Regions from separate parts of the Homo sapiens genome. Here region 2 is linked to region 1. A link is a contact called in ENCODE Hi-C or POLR2A ChIA-PET data. All regions are on one chromosome and are shown on one strand. The core of a region is the stretch at or near the end of the contact, and the rest is flanking DNA. Distances in the headings are between cores, read along the strand shown. Region 1 has its middle 130 kb from the start of TFCP2L1. Region 2 has its middle 88 kb from the start of TFCP2L1.

The links. Hi-C counts contacts between places; a loop is a spot of excess contacts on that map. ChIA-PET counts read pairs that join two places held with the same protein, here RNA polymerase II (POLR2A).
Region 2: a map of PC-9 shows a loop between it and region 1 (2.3-fold over the local background). The contact joins two enhancer-like sites. A Hi-C loop is called at or near these places in 2 of 168 maps with a recorded cell type or tissue (Calu3 and PC-9). POLR2A ChIA-PET finds 5 or more read pairs at or near these places in 2 of 52 experiments (MCF 10A and Panc1).

The regions. Positions count from the first base shown.
Region 1 is chr2:121,154,202-121,159,441 of GRCh38, reverse strand. No RefSeq gene overlaps it. Among named protein-coding and RNA genes, the nearest start is that of TFCP2L1, 130 kb to the left of the region's middle. Within about 2 kb of position 3,806, at least 5 of the 41 ENCODE cell types and tissues checked have a DNase peak (open chromatin) inside an H3K27ac peak, as active enhancers do.
Region 2 is chr2:121,194,918-121,200,424 of GRCh38, reverse strand. No RefSeq gene overlaps it. Among named protein-coding and RNA genes, the nearest start is that of TFCP2L1, 88 kb to the left of the region's middle. RefSeq lists enhancers at 1-202, 203-704, 2,550-3,448. Within about 2 kb of position 2,969, at least 21 of the 41 ENCODE cell types and tissues checked have a DNase peak (open chromatin) inside an H3K27ac peak, as active enhancers do.

The DNA of each region.
Region 1 (5,240 bases), core at 2,557-5,056:
TTCTTCAAGACTTAATGAAGCCTTCAGAGGTTTCTGCACACCCTACGGCTTAGAGCAGGCCAATGACTTTTGGATTTTCACAGTGCCTTGGCCAGTGAATTCTGAAGCAAAACCAAATGCATGTCATGGAGCTCCCACCCATGTGGTTCTGGGATTTTTCTCCCAGGAAACTTGGAGGCTCTGAAAGGCTGAGGTGTTTGGGGACTGGTACCATTTTTTCTTCTTAAAAACAAACTGTAGTCATATCTTCCTGTCTCTGCCTCCCAACGTCAACTCCTCTGAGGAATGATGAGGCAAGGGAATGTGTCAAGGTGGAGAGTGACAAAGGGGCATGGAAAGTATTTAATGATGCAGAAAGGCTGGGACTCAGCAAGCAAGATGTTGTGTGGCACATGGAATATATTCCCAGCTAGCTGCTTCTTCCTAGGGCTCCCACCAAGCACAGCTAGAAATTCTGGGCATTATACACAAAACAACCTGAGAAGACCCTGGAGGGGGAAGAAGAAAGCAGCCTGGCTAAGGACCTCAGAGGCGAATGTCCCAGGATTGTTTGTTTGCCTAATATACCCTGGATGATGTTGGCATTGCCAGCAACCCAAAAAGCCAGGAAGCACAGACCAAAGAGAGCCCCAACAAAAGCCTGTTCTCTCTAGCCAAAGGACCAGAAGAGAGGCAGCCTAGTGGAGAGAAAACTTTTAGAAGATAATCACCTGACTCCAGTCAAACACACACAAAAAATGTGGCCTCCACCCCCAACATCTTCAGCAAAGGCCAAGTGGGAGCTGAGACTTTCATCCAGGCTAGAAGCCGTCCCCTGCTGGGGTGACAGCAAATGAGGTGAGTGGGGGAGCAGGGACTTTCATTCCTCCGTGGAAGAAGGAGGCCAGAAAATGTAAATAAGAAGTAGGGTCTCATAGCATAATGCCTAAAATGACAAAGGTACAGGGAAACACCACTTTCTATTCCAAAAACCAGGAGACTCTCACCTCAAATAAGAAAAAACGATCAAAACTGAGATGACAGAGATATTGGAATTATCCCACAAGGACTTTAAAGCAGCCATCATGAAAATGCTTCAGTGAGCAATTCTGAACACACTGAAAACAAATGAAAACATAGGAAGTCTTAGCAAAAAAAATAGTGATATAAAGAAGAGCCAAATGGTAATTTTAGAAGTTAAAAATAACTGAAAGACTCATTGAATGGATTCAACAGTAGAATGGAAAGGACAGAGAAAACAATCAGGAAACTTGAAGATAAAGCAACAGAAATCACCCAATCTAAGCAAGAGAGAGAAAGAGACTGAAAAAAAGAACAGAAGCTTGAGGCCTGTAGGGCACAACAAAAGACCTAACATTCATGTCATGAGAGTCTCAGAAGGACAGGACTAAGAATGTGGGGCTGAAAAAATATTCAAAGAAGCAGTGGTTGAAATTCTCCCAAATTTGGCAAAAAGACATAAACCTGCATATTCAAGAAGCTGAGTTAACTCCTAAGAGGAGAAACTCATTCATACCAAGACACATCATGAGCAAACTCTTGAAAACTAAAGGCAAATAACAAATCTTAAAGGCAACAAGAAAGAATCAACACGGGAGTGCTGGCTTCAGGCTCAACTCCCACTGTCCCATTTTCTGGTCTCTTTCTCACTCCATCTGTGGCTGATGTTATGTTTTTTCTCAGTTTGCTGTATCTGCCCAGTGCTCATGATTTACTGGGAAAGACAAGCATGTCCATAATGGACATCTGTCTGCATGGGTTTGAACCCCACTCCTGGTACCAATTTCCTGTATTAATCCATTCTCACACTGCTATAAAGAAATACCAGAGACTGGGTAATTTATAAAGGAAAGAGGTTTAATTGACTCACAGTTCTGCATGGCTGAGGAGGCCTCAGGAAACTTACAATCATGGCAGAAGGCAAAAGGGAAGCAGGTACCTTTTTCACAAGGCACCAGAAGAGAGGAAGAGGGAACGAATGGGGAAAAGCCCCTTATAAAGCCATCAGATCTCATGAGAACTCACTCACTATCATGAGAACAGCAGGTGGGAAACTGCCCCCATGATCCAATCACCTCCCACCAGGTCCCTCCCTCAATACATGGGAATTACAATTCAAGATGAGATTTGGGTGGGGACAAAAAGCCAAACCATATAATTCTGCTCCTGGCCTTTCCCAAATCTCACGTCCTCACATCTAGACCACCCAGGCTCAAGCAATCCTCCCACCTCAGCCTTCCAAGTAGCTGGAACTGGGGTGTGCCACCAAGTCTGGCTTATTTTAAAAAATGTTTTATAGAGACAGAGTCTTGCTATGTTGCCCAGGCTGGTCTTGAACTCCTGGCCTCAAGTGATCCTCCTGCCTCAGCCCCCCAAAGTGTTGGAATTACAGATGTGAACCACCATGCCTGGCCTAGGCATTTTCTTAATACATTTTACAGACAGATGTGCACACCCTGGCTGGGAATCTGGGGATGAGCAAACTGGCTCCTTCTTCAAGGGCTCGCCTCTGAATTACCCACCGTATTATGGAGTTGGATGTGAAGACTGTAGATCTGGCCCTGTTCAGAATTCTGGAGAAGGAGGTTTTTGCTATTTAAAACCCCAGCTTCTTTCCAAAAGAGGTGGATGGTGATGAAGGGAGGTGTCTTCTGCTGGGCTGAGGACTGCGTGGGCAGCACATGCCAAGCAGGGGATGGTGGGGGTGAGGGAGGAACTCAGGGGAGATGAAACCTCCCTGAAAGACCAGGACAAAGGTGGGTTTGGGGGGACAGGCAGGAAAGTCCAGGAGGAAAGGGGCTCGGAGGGCAGATGGACAGGGGAAGAGATGAAAGGGGCTGGGGTGTAAGCCTGAGGCCAGAGTGGGAGGAAGTGGCTACAGGATACTCTTGGTGGGGAAGGGGGCCGGCAGACTCCTGGAAAAATGACTGTCCAACGTTCCCTGTGACACGACTACAGCTTCCTCATCGCTCACCCCTTCTCTCCACCTACAGGCTCTTTAGTACAAGAGAGCCTTTCCCATTCAGCTGGGGCTGGGTCAAGCCTGAACTTGGGTCCTCAGGTCCTCGTGCACTACATAGAGACATGATGATGATCATGATGCATGAAGATGATCCCAAAACAGTAGTGACATGGTGGGAGCAGGCGTTTGGAGCCACAGGTGACCTGGAGAAGGCAAACCTTCTGGGAAATTGCAGATAACTTGGGGAGGGTCTTGGAAACCCACTAGCACAGAATGCGGGTTTTTAGGGCTGTTTGTCAAAGTATCTTCTGCTGTCCAAGAGAGAAGTGCCCACATTCTTTTCAGACTAGGATGTTTTCTTCAGTGATTCAACACAGACATGGTCCTGCCCTTCCAATGTGAGCGCATAAGTCAGGGCAATGAGCTAAAGGCCCGGGCCACCGTTGGGCACTGGGCAGGTGACCGGGTGCTGTGGCTTTGTCCCTCTGACTGCCTGGCCATGCCGGCTCCTGGTGGAGGCTCACACCCATCAGGGACCAGCCCACATCTTTCACCCCATCCCGGGCTGGCCCCTCTCCAGCTTTGATGACAGAGGCTGCTCTGGGCCCTGAACCTGGCTGGGGACCCAGTCCTTCTCACAGGGAGCATTCTGGGTTGGCAGAGCTTCCACAGAACCCCGCCCTATGGCTTGGGCAGACCTGCGCCTCCACCCCCACTTCATGCCACACTCAGAGAACAGGCTGCCTGAAAGGGTGTTTGTTCCCAGTAGGAAAACCTACTCAACTCACCTGCAGAGGCTCCCAGGACTGAGAGGGAGGGGGGCCAGTGGGGCCTGGCTGGACCCAGCTGTCCTGTGTGCACAGGGCACCTGCTTGCTTGCCACACCCGCCCTGTCCTCCTCCTCTCGGGCTTGCTGCGTTTCTGTCCCGGGCTTTCTCTGCCCTGTCTTCCCCTTCCTTCTGTCTCTGGCTGTCCCATCTGTCTCTTTCCCTGCCCTTCTTTCTCTCTCTTCCCTCTCTGCTGCCCACGTTGCCCCTTTCTTCCTCTCTGTCTCCTTTCTGTTCCTCTGTGGCCATTTTCGGCCAAGCTCTGGCTCTGTCTCTGTTTGCATCTCTGCCTCCCACCCCTGACCTCTGTCTCCTCTCCAAGCCCAGGCAGGTTTATTTGAACAATAAAGGGTGATATTTCTTTCAGAAAACAGCTTATTTTGGCTCACAAACAAGAGGTACTGGGCAGGGTCGTCCCCTGGGAACTGTGGACCCAGCCAGCTGGGGAGGGGCCTGGGGGTGTGGGGGACCCAGTGCTAGAAGTGGGCTTGGAGGAAAAATGTCCATAAGAGTTTCCAGTTCCTGTCCTTTGACCTTGCCCACCCCATCACCTGCAATGGTAAAAATAAATACATAATAATTACTATTTTTATTCCAAAGGTTGCCATTTACTGCCATGCCAACCATTTTACCTGCAATATAATATTTAGCTCTGGCAACAGTCCTACAAAATTGATCCCATTGTCCCTTTTAGCAAATAAGGAAACTGAGGGTCAGAGAAGTTACCCCACCCTTAAGTGGCAGCCCTAGTCCAACAGCCTCCAAGCTCCCCTATTTTCTGCACTAGGAGGCGTCCCTGCTGATGGCTTTCACTTTGGAATTTGAGGAACCTGGGGAAGGAGCTGGTGCCATCTTGTCATTTTCCAATAAAGGGGAATGTGTGGTGAGGTGGCGCCCTGGCCATGGCCACCCAGCGGATCAACAGCGATAGAGAGAGGGACCCGGGCCTCTGAGGTCCCAGAGAGAGGGGAGGAGTGGGCTCAGGCCTGTGACTCTGGGTGTCCTCCCTCCTTGCTGTGTGTCCTCTGTCAAGCCCTGCCCTTCTCTGAGCCGCACCTTCCCCATCTGAGGGGATCTTAGTACGCTCTCCTGGGACTCTGTCTAGGGTCCTGGCCCTGGGCTGGGGACACGGGGAGAGGTCTGAGTGTTTCCTTTTTGAAACTTAAATTTCATTATTCGATTAACTTGTGCATGAGGTTTTTGTAGCTGAGAGCGAATCCTTTTAAAGGAATTTAAAGAAATTAAGTGAGATGATGCTTAAAAAGAAAGCTCTATGTGGCCATACTGAAGTCGTTTGCAGGTCGGGGCTCCTCAGTGTTCCATAACCATGAGAAGGGGGATGATTCTGCCCCTCAGATTCCCCCTGCTTCCTAGGCCACCCTGCACTGAGGCTTCACAAGGCTGAGGGTGAGCTTTCTGATGTGTTTTGTTCATTCATTCGGCAAGTGTTT
Region 2 (5,507 bases), core at 1,720-4,219, 42 kb before region 1:
AGTTGCAAGGTCCTTCAAAGGCAGGGAGCAGAGACGCACACAGAGCCACTGGAGCAATGAGGGCAACTGTAAGCCTGCACAGCAGGGTCCCCACGGCACTGCTAGCTCTGAGTTCAGGACTCTACAGCAACACACAGCGGCTCAGGAGCTGCAGGAGCCCACAGCCGCAATGCTCATCCTGGCCAGCCTCCCTGGAGTGCCACACCCTGCCCCACCCCAAGGCCCACCGGCCAGAGCCTTGAGGCCTCAAAGCCATCCCTTCCCTGTCGCCTGGCCCACTGGCAGCTGGAAACATGCTGAGAGGGAAGGCCAGGGCTCAGGCGGGTCAGGGTCTCTGTGTCAGATGAAGTCACGGAGGGCACGTGTGAGGCAAGAGGCTGGGGGGGATGACAGCAAGCCACAAGTGGAGCCCTCGGCTATGTGGAGCCCCGGAAGGAGTGGGAAATGGCTGGACTGCAGTGTAGGAGACACCATGGGAAGGAGGCCTGCAGCCCCAGCTTTGACCTTCTTCCTGTCCCCAGCTCCAGGTTCTCCTGGAAGGTCAGCTGCACTAGGTGGGGGCTGGGTGAATCTCCATCACTGCATTCTCCAGGCCTAGAGTGGCACCTGGCACCCAGTGCTGCCTGGGTCCATGTCTTGCTGTAGAGAACTGAGCACAGAGCTAGAGGTGTCGTATCACCCAGATCACAGATCGGAAGGAGACACTGTCCCATCCTCCAGGGCACTCACTCCTAAAGTGGCAAGCAAACAGGACATGGAGACAAGGTGTGATGGGGGCATGCAGTGGTGAGGGGATGGGGCATGTCTGGAAGGGAACCGTGTGGAGAAAACTCTCTTCAACAATCATCAACACAGAATACTTCTGTGATCAGATGTGCGGGGGTTTTCCACACACCAAGCAGCGGACTCCAGCTGGGGGTCCTCGAATTCTGACTCCCTACCTGGAGATAGTGTGAGACCCCACAAGTGGAGGGCTCAGTCCCCAAGACTGCCCCTGCCCCCCACCTCCACCAGTCACAAGTCCAGGCCTCCGGAACTTCTGACATACTGACTTCAAGTTGGGGTTCCCATGACCCCCTCTTTGGGTTTGAGTAATTTGCTGGAGCGGCTCACAAAACTCAGGGAGACACTTACGTTTACTGTTTTATTATAAAGGATATTGCAAAGGATACAGGTGAAGAGACGCATAGGGCAGGGTATGGCGGAGGGGTGTGGGGGTTCCATGCCTGCCCTGGGGCACCACCCTCCAGCGTTCTCCATGTGTTCAACTGCCTGGAAGCTCCCTGAACCCTGTCCTCTTGGGTTTTTATGGAAGCCTCATGACATCAGCATTCCTTCCCCCAGGGTAAGACTGTGGTCTTAAGACCCACAGTCAGAAAGGCAGGGGACACAGGCGTGAAGGGAGGGCAGGAGAAGGTCAAGGGCCTGCCCCTGAGGCCTTAGACACCCAACACCATAACCCAAGCCTGTAACGATGGCTGTGGGGGTTATGAGCCAGGAACTGTGGGCGAAAACCAAGATAGTTGTCACAACACCATAGGACCCCTCATCCCAGCCTCAGGGGTCTGGGGCACTTCCTGGAGATGAGGCTTGAGGTTAGTGGGGTTTTAAAATTTATTTTCCTCCCAAGTTTTTGTAACTTAATTTTAATTTTATATTTTTTAGAGACGGGGTCTCGCTCTCTCACCCGGGCTGGAGTGCGGTCACAGGTCACTGTAACCTCCAGCTCCTGGGCTCAAGGGATCTCTCCCTCCTCAGCTTTCCAAAGCGGGGGCATGCATGAGCCACCACACCCAGCTGTAAATTTTAGAAATAATTTCAAACTTACAGAAAAGTTACCAAAATAGTACAAATTATTTCTGATACAATTCGAACTCCTTAAAATGTTCATGTTTTACCACAGTTGCTTTTTCTCCCCATCTCTCTCTCATTCTCTCTCTTTTTTTTTTTATTCAGAGTCTCACTCTGTCGCCCAGGCTGGAGTGCAGTGGCGCTATCTCGGCTCACTGCAAGCTCCGCCTGCCAGGTTCACGCCATTCTCCTGCCTCAGCCTCCCGAGTAGCTGGGACTATAGGCGTCCGCCACCACGCCCGGCTAATTTTTTGTATTTTTAGTAGAGACGGGGTTTCTCTGTGTTCCAGGATGGTCTCGATCTCCTGACCTTGTGATCCGCCCACCTTGGCCTCCCAAAGTGCTGGGATTACAGGCGTGAGCCACCGTACCCGGCCCTCTCTCTCATTCTCTTAATACATTTTTTTCTAAAATATTTCAGAGTAAGTTGCAGACAGGAAGCCCTTTTACCTCTGAATATTTCAGTGAGTGTTTCCTAAAAATGTGGACACCCTTTAACATAACCGCAGTACCATAATTCATGTTAGGAAATTGCAATAACACTATTAGCTAATTTGGATTTTATTTTGAGGAACTCCTCTGGTCAACACTGGTGAGGTGTGGCGTGGGCAGGCCGGGGGTGTGGGGTGGCCAGTGAGTATGCAGGGTTGGTCAGCACTTCCGTGCTGGTACCCGAGAGGGGTAGGGGACACGAGATTGCAGAGTAAGCTCATCTCAAAGGCCTGGGACTTAGTTGAGGGTTGAACTTGACCCCAAAGCACTGGGGAGCCGGCAGATTGGCAGGCTGGCCAGAACAGGCTGGTCCCTCTTGTGTCCTTCCTGATGCCCTGGCCTGGCACCCGTGATTCCAGTCGGCCAAGGGCCCTCAGTCCATGGGAGAAGAATCGAGTTGCCCTGTTCAGTGAGAAGTTCAGGAAGAACAGAATGTACTTACTGTGCCCAGGGAACAGGGAGTGGAAGGGCAGGGAAGGAATTAAAAGAAAAGTAACCGAGTGTGAGTGTCTGGCAGGAGCCTGGCCTGTTTTGTAACCACGAAGTGTCCCAGTGAGTCACCACTCTTCTCCAAGGCCTGCTCCTTCCGTGTCACCCCCGAGCTGGTCTCTTGTTCCAGCACTGTTCTCCTCTCAGCTTGGTGTTCCCGGGGCACGTGGACTCGGAGTTATTCACAGCTCGGTTTGAATTCAGCCGTGGCTGGCTTGTGAGCTCAGGCAAGATGCGGTCCTCTCTGAGCCTCCTGTCTTTTTTTTTTTTTTTTAGGTGACCGAATCTCACCCTGTCGCCCAGGCTGGAGTGCAGTGGCACGAGCTTGGCTCACTGCAACCTCCGCCTCCAGGGTTCAAGCGACTCTCCTGCTGCAGCCTCCCGAGTAGCTGGGATCACAGGTGCCTGACACCACGCCCAGCTAATTTTTGTATTTTTAGTAGAGACGGGGTTTCACCATGTTGGCCAGGGTGAAACTCCTGACCTCAGGTGATTCGCCTGCCTCGGCCTCCCAAAGTGCTGGGATTATAGGCATGAGCCACTGTGTCTGGCTGCCTCCTGTCTTGTAGATTGTGGCAGGAGCTCCAGGTGGGATGGGAGGTGTTTTGCCCAAAGCGGGCCCAACGCAAGCCTGGTTCCATCACTCACTGGCCCCTAAGTCTCTTTGTGGGTAAGGCCCATGGCTCCCGGGCACTATTTCCCCCAGCTGCGAGGAGGCCCGTGCTTACCAGTGAGTGCCTTGAGAGCAGGCCTGGGCCCGATTCACCTCAATGCTCCTGCCCAGGCCAACGGCACACAGGTGTGTTCAGTTGATGTTTGCCGAGGCTATGAGGAAGATAAGCCCCAAAGTCGGCACCTAGCGTGCAGCAGAGCCTTGGGAAGCGTTGTAGTCTTACGTGAGGTCTTTAAGCCCTCCAGAGTTATGCCCCAGAGCCCAGCGTGCCGCAGGTGATGGGTGTTCCCCTCCTGAGTGTACACCAGTTGGGAAGGAGACCCCTGCACGTGGAATTACTGGGGCTAAGGAGGTGAGAGGCGGGAGCTGCAGCTGGGGCTGCAGGAGGTCGTAGCTAGGACTGCCGGGCTACACTGGGTGTGGGGGTCTGAGCAATGCGTAAGGCAGGAGGGAATGTGGGTGTGTGGGCAGGGGACAGGGGTCTGGCTGCAGCCCTCATCTCCTGCCAAGGCTTTTCCTCTGCCCTTGGGGTAACCCGACACCCAGCCATACACCTGAGGTGCACGTAAGGGCTGCACCTCACCTGCCTCTCTTGGCTGCTCCAATTGCATTTGGAAGGTGTTGCAAATTGCTCTGTGATGTTCTGGAGCCAAACCATGTCCCTGGCCCATAGCCCAACCCCTGGGGCTTGGCGTCAGTGGCATTGTCCCTGGAAGACAAGCTGCCTTTGAGGGTTTGAGGGTTTGGAGGGTTTGAAGGCTTTGGTTTGGCGGGCCCCGTCCACAGGGCTCTACCTGGCTGGGTCAAGCAGAATCAGGGTGGTGAGAGGACACAGCCCTGGGCCACCCAAAGGTGCCCCTGTGATGAACAATGTAGAGGTTAGGAGTGTGTGCTCTGGTGTCAGACAGCCTGGGCTCCACTTACAAGCTGTGTGACCTTGGACAACTGACTGAGCCTCTCCGTGCCTCAGTGTTCTCATCTGTAAAATGGAACTGGTAAGAGTCCATACCTCCTAACAGTGTTGTTAAGGTTAAATGAGCTTATACAAGTAAGCCACTGAGAGCATCCCTAACTTGTGTGAGCGTCATACAAATGGAAGCCGGAAGCCACTAGGATAGAAGGCAGATTCCTCTGAGGGCAGAATGAGGCCAGCCTCCCCTCTCCTGACCCTCCAGCCCTCTGTGATCTGCCCCTGCCCATCATCCTGCCTCATCTCTTAAGCACCCCTCCCTCTCCACAGCAGCTACACTGAGTCGCTGGTGCTTCTCTTGAGCCTGCTCAGGCCTCTGGTCCCAACAGGTGTCCTCCTCTGCCTGGGGCAACTTTCCCCTCTTTGTGGGGTCAACACCTACCTTTCACTTCCTTTCATGACTCAGCTCAGGTGTCACCTCCTCCAGGAAGCCTTTCACTTAATGCTGTGACATGATTAACCTCACTAAAGCCTGCAAGGTTTGAGCAAATGGAGGCTCCTCTAAGAGGCAGAGCTGCTTGCCCAGGGGTAAGCTGGAGTGGGGAGTTGGGACTAGGCTCTAAAGCTTTAGAGAAAACCAGCTTTAGGGTTGCTATTCCCCCTAGCCAGACTGCCTCTTGCTGTCGGCATTTGTGGGGGACGCTGGAACAAGCCATCCCAGTCCTGCTTCAGGACTGAGGGACTTAGTCCACAGCTGCTGGGAGGCTGCCCATCAGCCTTTCCAGGAATTGCCTTGGCCGAGGGGAGCTTCATTGCCCAGGGCCATCTTCTTCCTCAGAGGATGCCCGTGCCTGTGTGGAAGAGCCTCATGCGCAGATATAAAGGCTTGGTCTCTTGCCCCAACCTGGGACAACTCAGGGCAATGCCAGCTCCAGAGCTGCCTGTGGCATCAACTGAGGCCTCCACTGAGGCTGCTTCACAACCCAACTTCTCCCTCCACTCAATCCCACCTTCATCCCCCACCCCAACATGGAGTCCCAGAGTGCTTCCCAGTGACAGTCCCGGATGCTAATCTAAAGCAGAGTCTGCTTC